Regions from separate parts of the Homo sapiens genome. Here region 1 is linked to region 2. The links are chromatin contacts, found by Hi-C or POLR2A ChIA-PET in ENCODE. All regions are on one chromosome and are shown on one strand. Each heading gives the region's core, a stretch centred on a gene start or an enhancer-like site at or near the end of the contact. The rest is flanking DNA. Distances are from core to core; before and after follow the strand shown.

Region 1 (3,790 bases), core at 108-2,607, 41 kb before region 2:
CTGAGGTGATGGATATTATTGGGTGTCTCTCAGCATCATTCTGTCTTCTTCTTTAAACAGAGACTGGATTTCGTTCAGACACCTAAATCTCCCACCTTTGCCCTATGCTTCTAGGAAAGCTGTCTCTTCTCCCTTTTCCTTGGGCAGGCCTGATTGATCGAAGAGTTAGCCTATCCACTTACCAGTGACTGTTTTAATATTGGTCCATGTTTCAGTTCTGGACAATGTTCTGGAAGGAAAGGTTTGTGGCTGCTTCTGGGAATATTCTTCACTTCTTATCTGCAGGCCATGAAACGTGTAAAATTCTGCCATGACACTATCACACTGCCTTACTCATTTATGTGTTTGGATCCCTACAGAGACTGTAAGCTCATAGCGTAGGCCTTCTCTTACTCTACTCTTCATCCCACTCCTAATACTGGCACATAGTAGACCTTCAAATAACAGTTGCTGAATGAATGAATGAATGAAGGAATGATGTTTAAATTATCAAGGGTGGTGAATCTTCCCAAAGCACTTCCTAACAGACAAAGGGACAGAGATCCTACTCCACAATAAAAGAGCATCCACTTATTGATGATGTTTGCTATAAACTCACATCTGTTGCAGCTGCCTTTTCCAGAACACAATGCCAGGCCAGATGTCAACCTTCTTTCCTAAGTAGGAAGTGTTTCCTAAGTCACATACACAAGAAGACCTCTCTACAGGATGTTATGATTGCCCCTTAAAGGCAGCAACAAAGCAAGGTTTTAGGACACCAGAGTCAGATGCACTTTGAACACCCTGTCTTCTCAGCAGAGGCAACATCATGTACTGGCCTGAATCATCAAAATCAACAAGACAGGTAGTACAGAAGGGTATGAACTTGAAGCAGAAGGGACCCTGGCCTCACCGGCAGGGCATTACAATTTGAAGTGGACATAAAGCATAATCACCAAAGACATTAAATTAAAAATCCTGCCTGCCCCCATAAAGCCCAGAGGACAAATTAGTAGAGTTGTATACAGGCTGCAATGGAATCATTTGCAATTAAGAGCAGTAATTTAGCTTCTGTTCCTGTAATTATAACTGCTCCTGTGTGGACAGACAGATCCCTCATTGTGTCTGGAACAATCGCAGCATTCCAAACATAAAGCAAGCCAAAGTAGCATACCCCAGGGCCGCCTCTTTCAACAAGCTATCGCTCAACAGCCCCCCGGTGCAGCCGGCTTGAGGGCCCAGTTTCCTGCCATTGTTAGCCTGCTGAGCCTGGAATTCCATCCAAATGGGTTTGACCCCTTTGCTAAACAGCAGTGCATATTTCCCTGATTAGTATATTCCTGTGTTTAGATGGGAAGTGGCAAGGTTGGGGGAGGTGAAGGGAGAAAGACAAGGAAAATAATAAGGAAAAACAACTCCATTCTATTCATACAATGATGATAGCAACCTGGAACTCTGGCTTCATCTGCAAGTGTAATATCCGTGCTACTCATGCATAAATAAATATTCATCCATCAAAAATTCTGTGTTATGTGCATGCCATAGACTAACCAGGCTAGGAATGAGCATGCACACCTGACTTCATTAATAAGTAGTTATTGCTATGGGGGGTCTGTTTATTCTAAGAACATGCAGAAAATTATAAACTATAATCTCCTTGTGGTTGTCCTTAATTACGTGAGTTCTGTCCCTCAAGGATATTTCCTTCTGACAATGACACTGAAGAGGGGCCTTTTGGTATTCGGCAACTGGAGTGATTCCTGCATATATAGGACTGCCCTTCTCCACACCACATCTTCTCCCACCGTACCCTACTTCCTGCTGTTTCGTCTAATGCTACAGTTTCTATCCATTCATTTTGCCTTTTATATTAATCTGGAATTCCCTCTTACAGATCACTTCACCATGTATTCCTTAGCAAACATTTTTATCACCACGTTTATTAATGTCTATTTGTTAATGACCCAAAGGCAAAGAAAAAATAATTCACCGTTTAAAGTCCTACGAGGTTATCAAAATTAAAAACATATATGATTTAAAGACACCATCAAGAAAGTGAAAAAGCCCATAGAGTGGAAGAAAAGTTTCACAAATCATACATTTAATAAGGGACTTGTATCTAGAATATATAGGGAACTATGACAACTCAAGACAAATAACCCAGTTGAAAGCAGGCAAGAAGCTGAACAGACATTTTACCAAAGAAGACATACAAGTAGCCAGCAAGCACATGAAAAGATGTTGGGTGTCATTAGCCCCCAAGGATCAATCAAAACCACAATAGGATACCACTGTTACGTGCGGGTCTTTGTTCTTAGAGCTCCCAAGATATGGCGGGCCACTCTCAAGACGGGGGCAAGCCTCTTATTCTCTGACCTGGGGTTCTTGGCCTCACGGATTCCAAGGAATGGAAGCTTGGGCCATGCGGTGAGTGTTATAGCTCTACTAGAAGCCGTGAGTCACAGAAGAGAACCCTGGAACCCAGCAACTAGCGTTCAGCTCGATTAGGACGAACCCTGGGCCCTTAGCCATGCAGGAACAATAGCGAGCCTCCAGCCCGATTGGGAGCGGCAATGGGCGTCTCGCTGGATCAGAAGCACAGTGGACAACCTGACGGATCCAGAGGGGTGGAAGTCAGAGGCGGGTCTGTGACGGCGGCAAACGGCAGTAGTGGACCGCGAACGAAAGCTCAGCTCGAGCCATAACAAACATGGACCAGAAGAGTGTGCAGTTGCAAGATTTAATAGAGTGAAAACAGAGCTCCCATACAATAGGAAGGGACCCAAAGGGGGTTGCTGCTCCCTGCCCGAATGCCTGGGTTTATATCCCGATCATTGTCCCTCCCCCTGTGCTCTCAGGCGATATATGATTTGACTATTTCTTTATCCTCCTGCTTTAGCCTAATTTATATTTTAGTGAGCCCTCTTTACTACCTAATTGGTTGGGTGTGAGTTGAGTTACAGGCCCAGTGTTTAAATGTAGGTGCGGTCACCTTTCCCAGCTAGGCTGTGGAATTCTTAGTCGGCCTAAGAAATCTGGCTAGTCCTGTCTGTCACCACTTCACACCCACTAAAATAACTCTAACAGAGAAGACAGATAATAACAAGTGTTGGTGAGAATGTGGAGACATCAGAACTCTAATATGCTGCTGATGGGAATGCAGAATGCTGCAGCTGCTTTGGAAACCATTCTGCAGTCAACCAGTCTGGCAGTTCCTTGAATGATTAAACACAGAGTTACCATAGATGCCAGTAATTCACCTCCCAGGTATATACCCAAAAGACATGACAACACATGTTTACACAAAAACTTGTACACAAATGTGCATAGCAGCATTATTCATCATAGCAAAAAAGCACAAAGAACCCAAATGTCCATCAACTGATGAAAGGATAAATAAAATGTGGTATGTCCATACAATGGAATATTATTCAGCAACAAAAAGAAATGAAGTATAAATACATGCTACAACATGAATGAACCTTAAAAACATGCCAAGTGATGTAGTCCCAGCTACTCGGGAGGCTGAGGCAGGAGAATTGCTTGAATCTGGGAGGTGGAGCTTGCAGTGAGCTGAGATCACACCACTACACTCCAGCCTGGGCAACAGAGCGAGACTCCATCTCAAAAAGAAAAAAAACAAAACAAAAAAACCCACAAACATATCAAGTGAAGGAAGCCAGTCACAAAGGACCCCATATTATATGACTTCATACTATGAAACATCCAGAACTGGCAAACTGCGGAGACAGAAAGCAGATTAGTGGTTGCCTAAGACTTAGGAGGCATTCTGAACGGCTATTTCTCCCAA
Region 2 (3,587 bases), core at 948-3,447:
CTTCATCTCAAAAAAAGATAAAAAAATTAAAAATAAATAAATAAATAAATGCAAATATGAGAGTATTTAACTCATCTGCAGAATCACTGGAATTATGTAATTCATATTTTTCAGCTTATACATGAATATATATTTTTTTTCTTGCCAGAACAGTGGAAATACTGCACAAAACTAACTCAACTCTTTTTATTTATTTATTTATTTATTTTATTTTATTTTTTTTGAGATGGAGTCTCAGTCTGTCACCCAGGCTGGAGTGCAGTGGCGCAGTCTTGGCTCACTGCACCGTCCGCCTCCCGGGTTCAAGTGATTCTCCTGCCTCAGCCTTCCGAGTAGCTGGGGTTACAGGTGTGCACCACCACACCTGGCTAATTTTTGTATTTTTAGTAGAGACGGGGTTTCACTATGTTGGTCAGGCTAGTCTCGAACTCCTGATCTCAGGTGACCTGCCTACCTTGGCCTCCCAAAGTGCTGGGATTACAGGCGTGAGCCACCACACCCAGCCTTTTATTTTACTTCTTGATATGCACAAACTCTATCAAATCTTAACGCTCAGCTGCCCTTTTTTCCTTTTGGTCTATGTCTTCATTTTCAGAGGAAGTATATGGTTAATTCAGGGAAGTGCATGAGTAAGAAAGAACAGAATAGGGTCCGTTGGTCGTTAGTATTTGTTATTAATAGAATGCCATTGCCTTCTTTCTTGTGTCAAAGCAAGTTCTGCTTCAAATGGAAAATGTGCCCTCTTGGAGCTGTCAGTGTCCCTCCTCCTTCCTCACCTCACCTTCCTTGGTTGTCCATGCTTACCTTGTATTTGCTTTGAGTCTCCCCTGAATCCCCACACGTGGTGGGTCCACTGGAATTCTGTGTCCAGGGGGCATCGCGAACACTGTATGTGAATGAGCAGCAAGGATCAATGGACATGCATGTTGCATGTCACTACTCAGCTCACATGCATGCTCCGTTTTCATGTTGGAGTACACCTGCAAGATCCGAGTTCAAAGGTATTAAGGATTCATTAAGGATTAATAATTTATTAATCCTTATTAAAGATTTTACCATGGCAACAGCAGAATGTTAAACCGGATATGAGATGCTTGTGAGTTCAGGGCCCTGGGTAGGTCACTCAACTGTGATGCTAACTTTGATCACAGAGAAAGGGAGGCCATGGCATGTTGAACACCCCTAAGTGGGAATCACGCTTCTGCATTACAACCAGAGGCAAGGCACTGAACTCTCTAGTCATCAGAGTCCTTATAAGATGAATGTCTTGTACATGATAATCATGAAGGTATTATTTCTAAACACTTTATCATTCAACCAAGGTGAGAGGGCTTCTTGAAGTTCTTTATTATGTTCAAGCAGGTCTCGTTTAAAACCAAGAGTGAATTTAAAGAACACAACTGTCCCTTTGTTTGGGATTCCCCTGCACTCACTAATATCATTTAGATAAGTTAAAAAAAAATCCTGATAGCTTTTGAATATTTTTGGCAAGAGCAAAATTTTTTCTAGATGGCCAGAAAAATTCCATGATTATTTTTTTTTCTCTTAAATGCAGGGGGCTTTGCAGGCTTCTAATTTTTAAGCCTGAGTGCATCTGCAGACACACATAGACACACGCACGCCCTTGGTTTCCCCTCTGGCCCACACCAGCGTGGCATGGCCCAGACAGCTGCGGTTTGTTGTGTTCGCTGGTTTCCAGCTGTGGTCCTTGCACCTGTCCTCACCCGTGTTTTGTACATTCTGGAATGTCTGCTGGTTTTCCTTATCAGACGCGTGGAAGAACATAAACATGTCACCTCTTCCTAACAAGACTTCCAGAGTGTGTGTGTGTGTGCGTGTATTTGTGGGACTTCCTAGAAACCAGGGCTGTTTTCTCTTGCCAGGCGCCACAGCAGGCCTTCCTGTGCAGGAGGTCATTTCAATAAGGACTCTCGGAGCTTAGTAAGCAGAGAAAAGAAGGTCATTCCCAGACAGGATGTTGGGAAGACGCCCGGCATGAGCCTTGCTGGGCAAGAGACGCCAACCGGACCAAGAATGTGGGCCAGTCCCCCAGGAAGTTATTCATGAGCCTGCACTGTATGATAAACAGGCAACCAAAGCCTTTTCTAAACAACTAAAATAACAATGCTCCAAATTCCAGAAAATCCTCAAACAATGACTGGACATTCCTTATCCCCTATTTGCTTATTTGTTCACCAAGTACTTTCAAAGAAACCAGAAACTGAAGTTCTGACTTGGGTTTCAGAGCAGGAATAAAGTGTGAGAAGATGTGCTGGCCACGCCGCACTCCCTGGGGACATTCTTCCTTTCAGGGGAGTCTCCCCTTGCCACGCCAGCCCAGCCTTCCAGAACCCTTGTCACTCCCAGTGGCAGTTGAAGGCTGAAAGCCAGCATGGACTAGCTTTAAGACAGGTCAGCAGGATGGGGCCGAAAACAGGGAGAAGCTTCTATGGTTTACGGGATCAAAAGATGTAAATTGGTCAGGTTAGAAAATTATTCCTGAATAAGCAAAAAAACTATTCGGGGAGCTGGAAATGTGCTATATATCTACATGACTTGAAAGAGATATCAAAATTCCTTGAGGGCATGTATTGTTTAAATTGTAATATACATTCACTTGCTACACAATGACACTTCAGTCAAAGGCAGATGCATATACAATGGTGGTCCTGTAAGATGATAGTATTTTTACTGTACTTTTGTATGTTTAGCTACACAGATACTTACCATTGCATCCCAGTGGTTTATAGTATTCAGTACAGTACCATGGGGTCCAGGTTTGCAGCCTAGGAATGATAGGGTCTACCGTATAGTGTAAGTGTGTAGTGGGCTATGCCACCTCGGTTTGTGTAACTCTGATGGTCACACAACGATGAAATAACCTAATGAAGCATTTCTCAGAAGAGATCCTCATTGTTAAGCAGCACATAACTGTGTATGTATAATAGTATGATTATATGTGTGTGTACACATATATAATGTATACATAATTTGCATAATTATGAAATAATATTCTGTACACATATATAATGTATACATAATAATTTACATAATTATGAAATAATATTCTGAGTATCATTTTATAGATATAAATGTCTACAGAATCTAAGTCTGCAAGTAGTAAGATGACGGGTGGATATATGCACATATATCTTCTAACACTTGTTTATAGGTAAGACCCATTCTTCATTGGAAGAAATAGAAACTCTTGTCATTTTTCTCACTGGTTCAGTAAAATTGCACTTGGAAACTTCAATGCAATCTTCTCTCTACTGTCCCGGCTGCAGGCCAGAACACCCAGTTTCTTCTTTTTTGCTGTGGGGCTTAAGACTCTAATGTATGCGGTTTATCTATTCTTTACTGTTGGCAATCTGTATCCCACACTCCCCTCTCCCTTATAATGAGAGCTTTGAAGGGAACAATTTTTTGTTGTTTCCTTGTTCCCCAAGTACACAAAGCAGTGACTGGCACATACTAGACACTCAAAATTAATTTTGAATGAATAAATGCATCTAGCCTCACTTCCAAAATTCAAAAACACCAGATATTTACCAGACACCAGTGAATACTTCTGATTAATGTGGACC

The links. Hi-C counts contacts between places; a loop is a spot of excess contacts on that map. ChIA-PET counts read pairs that join two places held with the same protein, here RNA polymerase II (POLR2A). Pooled maps may share reads with other maps.
Region 1: a loop to region 2 is called in a map of heart right ventricle, with 7 times the contacts of the local background. The contact joins two enhancer-like sites. A Hi-C loop is called at or near these places in 24 of 168 maps with a recorded cell type or tissue (Calu3, IMR-90, PC-9 and 13 more), 2 of 37 single-sample maps with no recorded cell type and 15 of 50 pooled maps. POLR2A ChIA-PET finds 5 or more read pairs at or near these places in 6 of 52 experiments (AG04449, AG04450, BJ and 3 more).

Annotation. Positions count from the first base shown.
Region 1 is chr6:11,647,903-11,651,692 of GRCh38, reverse strand. No RefSeq gene overlaps it. Among named protein-coding and RNA genes, the nearest start is that of TMEM170B, 110 kb to the right of the region's middle. RefSeq lists enhancers at 352-957, 958-1,563. Within about 2 kb of position 1,357, at least 2 of the 41 ENCODE cell types and tissues checked have a DNase peak (open chromatin) inside an H3K27ac peak, as active enhancers do; they include heart right ventricle, where a contact is called at or near this core.
Region 2 is chr6:11,608,086-11,611,672 of GRCh38, reverse strand. No RefSeq gene overlaps it. Among named protein-coding and RNA genes, the nearest start is that of TMEM170B, 72 kb to the right of the region's middle. RefSeq lists an enhancer at 1,818-2,359. Within about 2 kb of position 2,197, at least 13 of the 41 ENCODE cell types and tissues checked have a DNase peak (open chromatin) inside an H3K27ac peak, as active enhancers do; they include heart right ventricle, where a contact is called at or near this core.